Linked DNA regions of Homo sapiens: region 1 is linked to region 2. Evidence: read pairs that join two places in POLR2A ChIA-PET (ENCODE). Cell type or tissue: PC-9. All regions are shown on one strand.

Region 1 (8,000 bases), 70 kb after region 2:
CAGCCTGAGCTCAGGGCAGGATGGCATCTCATCCATCACTACGGCACAGCCTGCAGTGCTCCCTAAGTGTTGGCTGTCGACAGTATTACTCTTCTGACCAGTGTTTGGATGGGGCCTACTTCAAGTTGTGTAAGGCAGGTGATGGGGGAGCAACCAAGGTATCAGAGGGATGGGACCTTTCCTATTATCTCCCCAGGACATTTAGCCAATGCCACCACGGACCTCATGAAACTGGACCATGAAGAGGAGCCCCAGCTCTCCGAGCCCTACCTTTCTAAACAAAAGAAGCTCATGGTGAGTACCTCCCGGCCTGCTGAGTCCCCTTCCCTACGAGCTCTTCCACGGAAATGAACAATAGGAGAAACTAAGTAGAAGATCAGCTGATGATATGAAATGGAAAAGCCCCTGGCTTGCTTTTCCAATCCTGTCCCCTGCCATTTACTAGCTGTTAGACCTGGGGTAAGCCACTGCTGCCCTCGGGCCTCAGTTTCCTCATGTGTTAGGTTGTGTCTTTAAAAGCAGAGCATTGGCCAGGCATGGTGGCTCACTCCTGTAATCCCAGCACTTTGGGAGGCCAAGGCAAGTGGATCACTTGAGGTCAGGAGTTTGAGACCAGCCTGGCCAACATGGTGAAACCCCATCTCTACTAAAAATACAAAAATTAGCCGGGCATCATGGCGGATGCCTGTAGTCCCAGTTACTCGGGAGGCTGAGGCAAGGAAATTGCCTGAACCTGGGAGGCGGAGGTTGCAGTGAGCTGAGATCGGGCCACTACACTCTAGCCTGGGCAACAGAGTGAGACTCTGTCTCAAATAATAATAATTATAATAAATATATAAATAAATAAAAATAAATGCAGAGCACTGAACAGGGGTTCTTGGGAAAGGAGGTATTGAAGGATTGCTCTGAGGGGGACCCCAGAGGGATGGGAGGGATAAGGAAGAGGAAGCTGCTAAGCCTCAATTGATTCCACAGGAAGCTCTGGAGCACAAATGGCACCACAAAGGTGATCAACCTTGAAGTAAGGGGCCAGCCTTTTATCCCCTCATATCAGTGGGACATTGGCTACAGATTGTTGGAGGGAGGGGTGCGGGCCGGTAACCTCCCAGGTATTTGTGGGCAATGCAGCTCCTTATTGGCTGAGAGAAGGGGCAGCTGTGAGCCACTAGCAGCCAGCCCTCCCAGCATCTGGGTGTAAGAATGTACTAGGGATCTAGGCAGGACAGCCAAGCTCACAGGACTGTTGTAGGCACCAGATGAGGGTGCTTCATAACGGGGGGGCATCCTATACACTTGGGGGGCATTTGGAGGCTGGGTTTGCAGAAGAAGTTCAGCAAAGCTCCTTCCATCCCTGAACATCCTGGCTCTATTGAGGCCAACTCAGCTTCTCTTGGCCCTGTCCTGCCCCCAGGCCAAGATCTTGGAGCATGATGATGTGAGCTACCTGAAGAAGATCCTCGGGGAACTGGCCATGGTGCTGGACCAGATTGAGGCGGAGCTGGAGAAGAGGAAGCTGGAGAACGAGGGTGGGTGCCAGCCCTGGGGGAGGTGGGGGCTGCAGCCCACCCAGCCTACTCTTCCCCTGCCCAGTCTCAGCCTCTTTTTTCCGCAAAAGTCTCAGAGGACCTCCCAGGTGGTTAAGAGGATGGGCTATGGAGTCAGACTAAGGTTCAAGTCATAACTTGGCCACTTCCTAGCTTAGTAAATGTGGTCAGGTTCTCCCCTCTCTGAAATTCAGTTTCCCATCTATAAAATGGGGATAATAGTAGGACCTGCCTCAAAGAGCTGTTGAGACATTGTGTGAAATAATACACGTAGAGTGCTTAGATCAGGGCTTAGCACACAGTAGGTGTTTAATAAAGGTAGGTGAAGATGATGTTAAGAGGCAGCTCATAGATGTCATGGTTAGGGCCAGAACTTGTTCCCTCTCGATGGGTCCAGTGTTGTTTCCAGCATGTCACAACTGATACCACAAGCACAAGACCTTATGTCCCGAACAGAGACATCATCATGCATACTGAATACTCGGTTGCTCCCCCATCACCTCCCTTACACAACTTGATGGCCACTACCCACCACACCATCCCACTTGCCCTGCCCAAGAATGCATTATAGCTCCTTCGTGCTCCAGCCAGACATCCAAGCTCACCCAGACTCTCGTTGACCTTGACTCTTCCTGCTCCCAGCTGGGCCTCTAAACTTGGACATGCCAGCTTCATTCTACCTCCATGCTTTTGCTCCCACAGCCCCTCCCTCCTGGAGCACCCTTCCTACACCACTCCACTCCATTTTGCCTGTTGCACACCATCTTTGCCACAGCCCTTCTTCAAATCTCATTCTGAGCTTCCCATCTTGCTCCGTTTAAGACCTGTGATGAGTCTTGTCTCCTGAACAATGCAAATTTATGGTGCATTTGCAACAGCCTCCTGCACATGCATGGCTATGTGTATGGGAAGGCCGTAGAGCCCAGGGTCTAAACAGATGGGGTTAGAGTAAGAAAAACTTGAAATAGAGTTCCAGCTTTGCTGCCTCAAATATGTAACCTTGGACAAGTTGCTTTCCCTATTGAAGCCTCAGTTTCCTCATCTATAAGATGGGATGGTAATAATACAACTTAACCTTGTCTTGCTGGACTCTTGTGAAAATTCAATATACTCAGCACACTGCCTGTCCCATTACTAGTTTAATACATATGGCAGCTAAAGGGACACACATTCTCCAGATGAGAAAACTGAGGCTCAGAGAGATGAAGTGAGTTGCTCAAGGTCAGGCAGCTCATAGATGTCATGGTTAGGGCCAGAACTTGTTCCCTCTCGATGGGTCCAGTGTTGTTTCCAGCATCTCACAACTGATGCCACAAGCACAAGACCTTATGTCCCGAACAGAGACATCATCATGCATACTGAAGCCAGCTGCCTTAAATCATTTCTGGAAACAAAGCCTGGTATGACTAAGTGAGTAAAAAAAATAACGCACCTCAAAGGGGAACTTTTGGCTGGGCACAATGGCTCACGCCTGTAATCCCAGCACTTTGGGAGGCCGAGGCGGGTGGATCACCTGAGGTCAGGAGTTCGAGACCAGCCTAACAACATGGCAAAACCCTGTCTCTACTAAAAATACAAAAACTAGCTGGGCGGGGTGCTGGGTTCCTGTAATCCCAGCTACTCGAGAGGCTGAGGCAGGAGAATCACTTGAACCTGGGAGGCAGAGGTTGCAGTGAACTCAGATTGCGCCACTGCACTCCAGCCTGGGGGACAGAGAGAGACTCCATCCCCTGCCCCCCAACCAAAAAAAAAAAAGGAACTTTCCTGTTTCTATCCTAACGGTAGCTAAGGGGAGCTGTTGCAGAGTTAATGGCTCTGAGGGGCCAAAAGGCTTGGTAGTTCAGAGATGGGCCTTTGGGGGACAGAGTCCCAGCTCTGCCATGCTCTCGGTGGGTGACCTTGGACATCAAGTATATGTTATTCACTTATGCATTAGTTTCTTAGGACTTCCATAACAAAATACTACAGACTGAGGGGCTTAAACAGCAGAAACCTATTGTCACACAGAGCTGGAGGCTAGACATCTCAGATCAAGGTGCCTGTGGGGTGAGTTTCTCTCGAGGCCTCTCTCCTTGGCTTGTAAGTGGCTGCCTTCTTGCCGTGTCCTTACATGGCCCTTCCCCTGTGCTGCACATGCCTGGTGTCTTTGAGTCCAAATTTCCTCCTATAAATACTTTAGTCTGATTGAATGAGGACCCACCTTAAGCTCTTCATTTTAAGGTAATTATCTCTTTAAAAGCCCTGTTTCCAAATACAGTCACATTCTGAGATTTTAGGAGTGTCCAATCTTTTGGCTTCCTTGGGCCACATTGGAAGAAGAGTAACTGTCCTGGGCCACACATAAAATATGCTAACACTGACGATAACTGATGAGCTTAAAAAACATCGCAAAAAATTCTCAGAATGTTTTAAGGAAGTTTATGAATTAGTTTTGGGCCACATTCAAAGCCATCCTGGGCTGCATGTGGCCCGCGGGCTGCAGGTTGGACAAGCTTGCTCTAGAGCTTAAGGCTTCAACATGTGAAGTTTGTGAGGGTCACAGTCCAGCCCAGAAAAATCTATATATTTAATAGAGCTTACTGTGTGTCAGGCCCTGTTCTAGGTGTTTCACAGATTTCAACTCACTTAATCCCCATAACAACCCCAGGAGGTGGGTAATATCAGCGATCCTGTTTAACAGATGAGGATCCTGTTTAACAGAGGAGGAAGCACTGGCTCTGGGCTCTTTCCTGTTCTATAAAAGGGTGATAGGTTGGGCACAGTGGCTCACGCCTGTAACCCCAACACTTTGGGAGGCTGAGGCAGGTGGATCACTTGAGGTCAGGAGTTCGAGACCAGCCTGGCCAACATGGTGAAACCCTATCTCTACTAAAAATACAAAAAATTAGCTGGGCATGGTGGTGGGCACCTGTAATCCCAGTTATGTGGGAGGCTGAGGCAGGAGAATCACTTGAACCCAGGAGGCAGAGGTTGCAGTGAGCTGAGATTGTACCACTGCACTCCAGCCTAGGCACCAGAGCAAGACTCTGTCTCAAAGAGAAAAAAAAAAAAAAAGGCAGGGGGTGATAACATGAGTGCCTACGTCCCAGGGCTGCTGCGAGGATCAATGAGCAAATGCATGTAAGGGGCTTAGCACAGTGCCCGGCACACAGTACAGAAGTGTTCATATACATTGTGATCCAGAGAGACCCAGGGTCTGAACTGGATGGAGGCTAGGGTGGATGGTTCTGGAGAATAGCCTCAGACATGCATTCCTTGTGGGATTCCTAGGCTGGGACCCTACTGCTGACCGCTGTCCTGAGGTCTTCTGAGAGGAGACAGCATTGCACTGTCCCATGGTGAGATAAGTGGGGTTGCTCAAGATGGAGAGGTGTCGACAGTCCTTGCATCCCTCTGGGGCTGGGGGAGGTAGCAGAAGCCCCAGGGAAGTGGTTATGGATTTTAAAGGTCTGACTGGCTGGGCCCACATGGCCTCGGTTGCTCATCCAGGTTCCCTGAACCTGACTGGGTTAAACACTTTTATGCCTTCCATTTCTTCCCTCGTGGGCAGAGCCCAGTGTTGGAAGGGATTTTAATGTCACAGTTGAGACCCCTTGCATAGAGCCAGATGGCTTTGATGCAGATTCCTGATCAACCACCTCCTAGCTCTGTGACCTTGTGGAACTCACTTCATCTCTCTGAGCTCATCTGCAAAATGTTGATAGTAATAGAATCAAACTCATAGCAGGGTTGCTGGTGGAAGATTTGTTAAGATAGTAAATGTTGAGTATTTTGCACAGTGCCTGGCTCAAGGTAAAATGTTCTAAAAATAATCATTATTACCATTCTCTTTCATTCATGTATTCAAATATTTATTGAACACCTACTAGATGGTAGGTCCTAGGGATAAACTAATGAGTAAAACTCAGACCTCATTCTTGGTTTCATGGAGTTTGCAGTCTTACAGAGGAAAAAGACATTAGTCAAATAATCCCATAAGTAAACACAGAATTGCACACAGCGATAAGTGTTAAGATTGAGAGTAAATGAGCAGGATAAAGTGGATAAAGTTTCCCTGAGAAGGTGATATTCAAAGTGAGACCTGAAGGATGAGAAGGAGCCTGGAGAAGAATCAGGGCAGATATGACCCAGACTGAGGGATGCCATGGAGTGGGAGAGAACTGGGAACTCTTCAGGAATGGTCTGCTGTGTGGGGAGTCCTCGGGAAAGTGGTGGGAATGAGGGGAGAGCTGGAGCGGGTGAGGTGAGATCACGGGCCTCAGAGCCTACATTTACAAGTTTGGATTTTATACTAAGTACAATGGGAAGTCCCTGGAGGGCTTTGAGGAGGGTATTGTATCAGTTAGTTTCTGCTGTATAACAAACCATTGCAAATCTGAGTGACATAAAAGAAGGGCCTTTTATTTGTTCATGATATGTGGCTTGGCAGTATGGGCTGGGCTCAGCTGGGACGGCTTGCCTCTCACACATGGGGAGCGGCTGACCTCATTCCTGCATTTGCGGCCAGCAAATTTAAGACAGTAAATGTTGATTACTTTGCACAGTGCCCAGCTCAAGATGAAATGTTCTAAAAATTATTATTATCACCATTCTTTTTCATTCATTTTTTCAAATATTTATTGAACATCTCCTAGATGCTAGGTCCTAGGGATAAATTAATGAGCAAAATCCAGATGTCATTCTTGCTCTCACGGAGTTTGCAGTCTTAGAAAAAAAAAACTATGAGTCTTAGATGGCAGGAGCAGCAAAGCCATCAAGATGCACACATTGCAAAGTGGCATGTGTACAGGAATGGGAGGAACTCATGGCCCTGTTTGCAGTCTCCATGGGGCTGAGTTGTTCCGGTTTTATATTTGAGAGAATTCCAACTGCTGCGTGAAAATGGATTTCAAGGGAGACAGAGGGGAGGCCGGTGCAGCAGCTCAGGTGAGAGATGATGTTGGCGTGGACTGAGATGGTTGCAGTGGATATGGTGAGGTGTGAATGGGCTTGAGAGGTATTTTGAAGATAAAATGAGCAGGAATTTACATGAGGGTTGGGAGTGAGGTAAAGAGAATCAAAAGTAATTCCTGGGCTGGGCACAGTGGCTCACACCTGTAATCCCAGCACTTTGGGAGGCCAAGACAGGTGAATCACGAGGTCAGGAGATCAAGACCATCCTGGCTAACACAGTGAAACCCTGTCTCTACTAAAAATACAAAGAATTAGCCGGGTGTGGTGGCACGTGCCTGTAATCCCAGCTATTTGGAAGGCTGAGGCAGGCGAATGGCTTGAACCTGGGAGGCGGAGGTTGCAGTGAGCCAAGATTGTGCCACTGCACTCCAGGCTGGGCGTTTGGGAGACAGTGAGTTTGTGACACCCAAGAGAGAATGTCACAGAAGCCATTAGATATTCCAGACTGACTCTCAAAGGAGAGGTCAGAATTTGGAGATTCAGGAGTTCTCAGCCAATACATGGTGTTTAAAGCTATAGAATTGGATGTTTTCATCGAGGAAGAGAGCAGAGAGAGACAAAAAGAGGAATCAGGACCTGCTGTATTAGTTATCTGTGTGGCATAAGAAACTGCTGTCAACCTCAGTGTCTTAAATTTTTTTTTTTTTTTTTTTTTTTTGAGACGGAGTCTCGCTCTGTCGCCCAGGCTGGAGTGCAGTGGCGGGATCTCGGCTCACTGCAAGCTCCGCCTCCCGGGTTCATGCCATTCTCCTGCCTCAGCCTCCCAAGTAGCTGGGACTACAGGCGCCCGCCACTACGCCCGGCTAATTTTTTGTATTTTTAGTAGAGACGGGGTTTCACCGTTTTAGCCGGGATGGTCTCGATCTCCTGACCTCGTGATCCACCCGCCTCGGCCTCCCAAAGTGCTGGGATTACAGGCGTGAGCCACCGCGCCCGGCCTGTCTTAAATTTTAAAATCATTTATTATGTCACACATTTTCTGTGGATCTGGAGTTCTGGAGCAGCTGAGCTGGACAGCTCTGAGTCAGGGTTGCTTGATGCAGGTTGCCTTCAAGCTGTCAGCTGGGGCTGCAATGATTTGAAGGCTTGACTGGGGCCGGAGGATCCACTTCCAAGCTGCCTTATTCATGTGGTTCTTAGCTAGAGGCCTCTATCCCCTGCTGGCTGTCGGCAGGAGACTTTAGTTCCTTACCATGTGGGCCTCTCAATAGGCTGCTTGGGTTTCTTTACAGCATGGCTGCTGGCTTTCCCTGAGCAAGTTATTCCAGAGAAAGAGAAGACGCAGAAGCCACAATGTCTTTTATGATCTACTGCTGGAAGTCACTCTGCCCCATCATTCATTAGAAGTCATGAAATACAGCTGCTATTCAAGGGGAGGAGAATTGGGCTCCGCTGAAGGGAGGAGTATATCAAGTGATTTGTAGGTGTACTTTAAAACTGTCGCAGCTGAACCAGGCAAGGTCACGTGCACTTGTAATTCCAGCTAGTTGGGAGGCTGAGGCA
Region 2 (8,000 bases):
AAAACCTTTGGAGTCAACCTTAATTCCTGTCTTTCTCTCACACCTTAAATCCAGTCCATCGGCAAATCCCTGAAGGGATTTAGATTAAAATAATTCCAGAACAGGCTGGGCACGGTGGCTCACACCTGTAATCCCAACACTCTGGGAGGCAGAGGCAGGTGGATCATGAGGTCGGGAGTTCGAGACCAGCCTGGCCAACATGGCGAAACCCCATCTCTACTAAAAATACAAAAATTAGCCAGGCATGGTGGCATGCACCTGTAGTCCCAGTTACTCAGGAGGCTGAGGCAGGAGAATTGCTTGAACAGGGAGGTGGAGACTGCAATGAGCTGAGATCGCGCCACTGCACTCCAGCCTGAGCAACAGAGCGAGACTCTGTCTAAAAAAAAAAACAAAAACAAAAACAAAAACAAAAAAAACCTTCCAGAACACATATTATCTCCTGCACTGCCAAGTGCCCAAGCCACCAAACCCATTGCCTGACTCACTGAAGTAGCTTCCTAACTGTCCTCCTTGCCTTCCCTTAGTCTGCACATAGTAGCCAGTGCTCTTTCAAAAGGTTAAGTCTCGGCTGGGCATGGTGGCTCATGCCTGTAATCCCAGCACTTTTGGAGGGCAAGGTGGGCAGACTGCCTGAGGTCAGGAGTTTGAGACCAGACTGGCCAAAGTGGCAAAACTCTGTCCCTACTAAACATACAAAAAAATTAGCCAGACATGGTGGTGCACACCTGTGATCCCAGCTACCTGGGAGGCTGAGACACAAAAATTGCTTGAACCCGGGAGGTGGAGGTTGCACTGAGCTGAGATCGTGCCACTGCACTCCAGCCTGGGTGACAGAGCAAGACTCTGTCTCAAAAAAAAAAAAAAGTTAAGTCTGGTCATGTCTCTCTCCTCTGCTTCCCCAAATGACTCCCTATCTCTCACAGTAAGAGCCAAAGAGCCAACACCTTTAAAATAGCCTACCAGGCCCTCCATGATCTGGCCCTACTCATCTCTCTCTGACCCCACCTGCTCAAGTTGCATTGACATCCCTGTGGTTCCTTCTGCCAAGAATGCCCCTCCCTCAGATGCCCCCATGGCTCACTCTCTTACTTCCTTCAGGTCTCTGCTCAAATGTCACCTTATCACAGCATCTTCTCTGCCCACCCCAAATAGCAACCCTATCCCTGGCCCACCCCTTCCTATCTCCTAATTCTTTTTCTCTCCATACAACTTACATGTTCATCACCTCTCTCTACTGAGGACAAGGATATTGTTCTGCTTACTGTTCCATTCCCAGAATCTAGTACAGTGTCCCTGGTGTGTTGTAAGCACTTGATATTTATTGAATGAATGAATGAATGAATGAATGAATGAACGTTCAATGAAAACTTGTTAAATAAAGGCATGTGGAAATCAGGATGTTACTTTTTTGGAACATCAGAGTGAGACTTAATCCCTCAATCCACAAACCAAATCCATTTTCCTAGATGTATCAGAGAAAGGAGATTAGTTTGGTACATCACATTCACAAAAGAACGTCAAATATCCCAATGAGGGACCCTAATGTTAAAGTTGGGCCAATTAGGTCTGAGCAGAGTAATTTTTAACTTCAAGATTCATGTTTTGAGGAAGATTTTGCTGAGATGTAGATAACTTACAACTTATTCCCACAAATCTGGAATGCCTAAACTTTCATGCAAGTTGGATTTTGAGTTACTAGGTCATTGGAACTTTGTGCTTTTCAATACTTACACCCTCCTAACACCTTCATATGAAAAGAATACGTATCATCATTCTCTGGTGACTGCTGCACTAATATACAGCACTAAGTAAATAACCAGAGCGCTGGCTTGAAAAACAAACTAAAAGGGATTTAAAGGCTTAAGAACTCGCCTTAATTCAAAGAACATGTTAAGCCCATGTTAAGCCCACTTAACATGAACTTGAATAGCTCACTACTTAATTACAATAGCTCCACTCCTCTACAGCTTTTATTTTATTTTTGAGACGGAGTCTCGCTCTGTTGCCCAGGCTGGAGTGCAGTGGCGCAATCTTGGCTCACTGCAAGCTCCGCCTCCTGGGTTCACACCATTCTCCTGCCTCAGCCTCTGAGCAGCTGGGACTACAGGCGCCAGCCACCACGCCCGGCTAATTTTTTGTATTTTTAGTAGAGACGGGGTTTCACCGCGTTAGCCAGGATGGTCTCGATCTCCTGACCTTGTGTTCCGCCCGCCTCGGCCTCCCAAAGTGCTGGGATTAAAGGCGTGAGCCACCGTGCCCGGCCCAGTTTTAATTTTTTTAAAGGTGAGCCAAAACATTAGTTGTGGAGGTGAAAGCGGGGTGGTACCTTTACAACCAGAAGCTTAAATTTTGGTCCTGGAATCCCTGAGGCCCTTTTAGGAAATCTGAGGTCAAAATTATTTACATGGTACTAAAACATTACAGGTTGAGGGTCCCTAATCTGAAATGCTTCAAAATCCAGAACTTTTTGAGCACTGACATGAGGAGCAAAGGACATGCTCATTGGAGCAGTTTGGCTTTTAGGATTATGGAAGCTGAACTGATAAGCATGTAATGCAAATCTTTCAAAATCTAAAAAAAATCTGAGATCCGAAACACTTCTGGTCCCAAGCATTTCATATAAGGAATATTCAACCTGTAGTTGCCTTTTTCACATTCATTCTCCCAAGTGTACAAAAGTTTGCCAGAGACCACACAATATGCGATATCCCAGAGACTGAATGCAGAAACATATGAGAATCTGTCTTCTAATTAAGCCAAACATTAAAAAAGATTTGCAAAAAGGTAGAACAATGCCACTCTTCTATTTTTTGTTTTGGAAAAGCTATTTTTCATTCAAAAATTTTGTTAGCTTGTAATGAGTTTTTAAATATTTAAAAAAATCTTAGTTTTAATTTCTAACATGGTAAATATTTATATCCTTTTGGAGATTATAACAAAACCTTTTGGGTCCTGAATTTGTCAGTGTAAAGGAAGTGCTTACAAAAAGTTTGAGAATTTCTGCCTTAGATATACTAAATAGTGTACCTTCTGTCACCATTATCAGGAAATATCTGTCACAGCTTCTAGAACTGTGATAAGGTATTTTGCTCCCTTGCTTTAACCACAGCCTTCAGATGTCACTAAATCCACACCAAACCAATGACCAGCAGAGGACTCCCACTACTACTTAAGCTTAGGGTTTTTCTAGTAAACACCCTTCCCCTCTCCCCCAAGTACAAATCACCTATTTGTTGAAGCCCACATCCCATTATCATGAATCAACCACAGCCAGCGCAGTTTTAGTAAATAGTATAAATGTATTTTGTAATTTAAACAAAAGCTTCTGTTAACATTATTGCTAACATGGCTAGACACTGTCACTAAATTTGGTGGCTCTGCTCAGGATGGTCTGAACACATGCAACATTCTTTTTGGAGCCACCTGAAAAACAAGGATTCATCATCCAGCTGAAACCGAAGACAGATTTTTTTTTTACCAAACTGGAGGGAATTTTGAAATGGCTGACCAAATCTGTGGGATACAGAATGTACAAAATTCTCTTTTAGGGTTGCTGGGGTGACAGGGCAGCTCAAAGAGGTAACCATCTATAACATCTGAAACTGAGGTATGAGACCTGTATTACAACTGATAACAAAAAAAAAAAAAAAAAACCGCCATATATTTAAAATGCTGGAGATGGTGAAGACACACACTCGTTTCAAATATTACACCCCCTCCCTCCAACTGAAGCAGCCCATTCCAAGCTGCTTACTTGAAACTGCATGTAACATGTCTTAGGATGAATAGCACCAGCAGGGGCTTATTTAGTGATGGTTAATAACTCTCTCAAACAATAGAGGGCAGGCCAGCTAGTTTATTCAAATTGAATCTAAACCTTAGATCTCTGGCTTAACAATAACAAGAGAAACCTTTATAGACACAATATATCTTGCATTAAATCAGAGACGGTTTAAATCAGTCTTGTAACTTCTAATATTCTGGGCTGGCAACTACAGCATGACAAATGTTTAGTGCAGTTACAAAATCACATTTTACTTTCCTTGGCTAGCAAACCTTAAACAAATCTGAAAAATGCACTGTTTTACAAAGGCTTTTACCATATACCCACTGCTGCCAGTCTCAAGTAATTATGGTTTCTTCATCCCCCAGGAACATTTCTAAATAAGGGGGATTTTTCTTTGATCTGCTCGCCTTGAAGTGTATGTAAGAACTCAAGAGAGTAAGTTGAAAGAATGAAGATTAACTGAGATGCCAAGAAAAGTTTTTATTGCAAGCACAGTGAGCAGAAAGAGATGTCTTCTCACACAAAGTGGCCACAAGGTCTGCCATTAACTAAATCTCTTTGACAAGCCTTCATTGGTTTAAAGCATATGAATTAGCTTCTTGCTATCAGGTGTACATCATTTCTGCCATGTGGGACATTTTCTTGGGAATATACAAGTAATACTCCATGTAGCCTGACAGGTCCTCAATGGTCACATCATCCACGAAGACTCGAGCTTGCTCAGAACAGGATCGGGGAGAGCCAGACAGAGTTCTGGCGTGCAGCGACTGAGAGTAGTCCTCAAGTGTGGATCTTCGTTCTGGAGCCAAGGGAGGGACACTCTGCAGGCCTGAAAAGGAATACACTTCCATATCATGCCATCTCTTACACTGGCATTCCTTGCCTATGCATGTGCATGGCTTGCCCTGGTTTAGCTTGGAAACTGATTGAAAGTCAGAGAGATCACTGGCTTTGAGACTTGCTTGGGGGACTTGGGTAGCGTCAGAGGAGTCTTCCTTCTTACTCTCTGATGGGAGCCTTGGAACAGAAGTTCTCAAAGGCTCAACGACTGCCCCTGTGTGATTAGCATCGAGAGAAGTAGAGCTTTCTCCTGCACTGAACTCTTTAGGGGATGAAATTCCCAGCCCACTGCTGCCATCAGGTGAGTCAGTCTGGCTTTTGTGCTTGAGTTGACTGCTGGAAGAAGACGCTATTGTACTGCAATGTATAAACTTTGGAGGATGAAGGACAGGAGACTTAGAACGTCGACGACGCTGAGTTCTCACTGCTCCTCGTGAAGACTTCCTTGTAGACCTAAAGAGGAAAAAAAATATACAAGAAGATGTTGGGATATGGAGCTGTCCTAAACAGATTCTTTATGACAGTAGGAAATTTACCTTCCCTCAGCTTTATGAGTCTAAGCTCATAAATTTCCTGCAAGAGATGCACCTTCCTCCATTTTCATGCTGCCTAAGTCTTTGTGTCTCAACAACTTCAACATCATCTTATTAGCAAGCTATAGAACGAGGTGAGATAATGGTATTTTTTAACTGAATCACCTGGGCCAAACATTTGGGACAGAACACCTGCCCTGTTCCAACTCTAAGCTTGGGAGCCTTTGACCAGTGGGTCTGAGGGAAGCACCTCAAACATACAACTGAAACCGATCCTGTGAAGCCTAAATATTGTGCCCTAAACCTGAATATAGCAGCTTCAGAACCACTGTGAGGCTAACGTTACAAATGACCATTATGCCATTACTATTAAATAGATTTCTGATTCATTTCTATCATTGGTAACAGCCAATCAATCAAAACCAAAAAACTAACAATATTTACAACCCCTGAGGTTTTCAGATACTGGGAATTACTGGACACACTATGTAAGATAACTATTTATAAAATATTTAAATAGCCAGGCGCGGTGGCTCACGCCTGTAATCCCAGCACTTTGGGAGGCCGAGGCAGGTGGATCACGAGGTCAGGAGATTGAGACCATCCTGGCTAAAGCGGTGAAACCCCGTCTCTACTAAAAATACAAAAAATTAGCCGGGCGTGGTGGTGGGCGCCTGTAGTCCCAGATACTTGGGAGGCTGAGGCAGGAGAATGGCGTGAATCTGGGAGGCAGAGCTTGCAGTGAGCTGAGATCACGCCACTGTACTCCAGCCTGGGCAACAGAGCGAGACTCCGTCTCAAAAATAAATAAATAAATAAATAAAATAAAATAAAATTAAATAAAGAACTGAATGAAAAGAAAAGATACTCAAAACTGCTAAGTGAATTAGAGACAAGAACCAAACAAGACACTAAAAAGCTAAACAGAACACAGTAATCCCATCTTATCCATGGTTTCGCTTTCTACAGTTTCAGTTACCTGCAGTCAACCATGGTCTGAAAATATTAAATAAAAAATTCCAGAAATAAACAATTCATAAGTTTTACATTGCGCCCCACTGTGAGTGGCATGACAAAATCTTGCACCATCCTGCTCCGTCCCACCTGGGATGTGAATCATCCCTTCGTCCAGGGTATCCACACTGTATATGCTACCTACCCATTAGTCATTTAGTAGCCATCTTGGTTATTAGATCAACTACCATGGTACTGCAGTGCTTGTGTTCAAGTAACTCTTATTTTACTTAACAATGGCCCCACAGTATAACAGTAGTGATGCTAGCAGTTTGGGTATACCAAGAAAAGCCACGAAGTGCTTCTGCTGTGGTTAGAATGTGTCACCCAAAAGTTCATGTGTTGTCAACTTGGTCCCGAATGCATCAGTGCTGAGACCTTTGGGGGTGATTGGGTCACAAAAGGACTCTGCCTTCAAGAATGGATTAATCCATCCACAGATTAATGAATTAAAGGGTTATTGAGGGACAGGGATAGTTATCACAAGAACGGCTCTGTTATAAAAGCCGGTTTGGCTACTTCTCACGAGCCCCCTTGCCACGTGATATCCTTCCCCATGTTATGATGCAGCAATGATACACTCACTAGATGCTGGTGCCATGCTCTTACACTTCCCAGCCTCCCGAAATGTAAGAAATAAGTCTCTTTAAAAATTACCCAGTCTCAGGTATTCAGTTACAGCAACAGAAAATGAACTAAGACAGCTTTCTTTAAGTAAAAAGGTGAAAGTTCTTGACTTAATAAGGAAAGGAAAAAAATAAATCGTATACTGAGGTTGCTAAGATCTACGGTAAGAACGAATCTCCTATGTGAAAAATTGTGAAGAAGGAAAAACAAATTTGTGATAGACTTGCTGTTGCACTTCAAATGTGAAAGTTACAGCCACAGTGCATGTAAGTCCTTAGTTAAGATGGAAAAGGCATTAAATGTGTGGGTGGAAGACATGAACAAAAACGTGCTCTGACTGATGGCAAATGGGTTTGATATTGTCTGCAGTTTCAGGCGTCCACTGGGGTTCTTGGAACATATCCCCTATGGATAAGAGGGGACTTGTACACACAGCTAAAGAAAGAATGACTGACGGGAAAATAAATCTGAATTATTTGTAACAGGGGCCAGCAAATTACAGCCTGTGGGTCAGATCTGGCTCCCTGCCTGTTTTTGTACAGCTTGTGGACACTGCTCCAGTGGGCTAGCACTGTGAGCCACAGACCAGGCTAGGGGATCCTCCCCTGTCCCTATTCTCCCTGCCCGCCTTCCTGGCCAGTAGACAAGCTGCACCACTGTCCAGCGCCCGCACTAGCTAACATCTACATGTTGGGTCTCTACTGTTGGCAACTGCTGATCATTGAGAGGCAGAATCTCAGTTCAAGACTCCAACCAATGCTGGGATCTCTGGAGGAGAAAAGAGCATGCTGAGATCTGAGCCTCACTGGGACAGAAAGTAGAACTGACCCTGGCACTACCTGCTACCCACCCATTCCACAAGGTTCTCCTTTCAGGCTAGTCACTCTATCCTGCGACTGTCTCAGCAACTGAAGACAGAATGTGTCCACCAGCCAGGACGGCCAACCCCAGGCAAACAGGGTAGAGTAGGAGTTTTCTCTCTTATTTAAGCACTTATTAATATCCTTGAATTTTTGCTTCTTGGCCTCCAACGGCTAAAAAATTTACCATACGGTGCTTTACAAAAAAAGTTTGTCAACCTCTGACCTAAAAGGCAGTACAGAGACAAGGATTTGGAAAAAATGTAAAAGTTAAGAGAGATGACAGAGTAAGTCTGGAATTTCTGAAGAAACGAATACAGAGAACAGAGGACAAGT

What was found. Peaks named below come from ENCODE experiments on the same cell type or tissue, not always from the same donor. Only the 100,000 strongest peaks of a DNase experiment are listed, where the experiment ranks them.
Region 1: POLR2A ChIA-PET joins it to region 2 with 7 read pairs; 3 of 35 experiments call an interaction of 5 or more read pairs at or near these places.

Annotation. Positions count from the first base shown.
Region 1 is chr20:44,263,034-44,271,033 of GRCh38, forward strand. It overlaps GDAP1L1 (ganglioside induced differentiation associated protein 1 like 1), which reads left to right. Exons shown (of 6, transcript NM_024034.6): 4 at 197-294; 5 at 1,412-1,526. Among named protein-coding and RNA genes, the nearest start is that of GDAP1L1, 20 kb to the left of the region's middle. In PC-9, no CTCF peak of the experiment used is centred here; no DNase peak of the experiment used is centred here; H3K27me3 peaks cover 3,119 bases.
Region 2 is chr20:44,192,657-44,200,656 of GRCh38, forward strand. OSER1 (oxidative stress responsive serine rich 1) reads right to left here. Exons shown (of 4, transcript NM_016470.8): 4 at 3,283-5,083. The coding sequence ends at 4,396. Among named protein-coding and RNA genes, the nearest start is that of JPH2, 9.5 kb to the left of the region's middle. In PC-9, no CTCF peak of the experiment used is centred here; a DNase peak (open chromatin) is centred at 3,833; H3K27ac peaks cover 494 bases.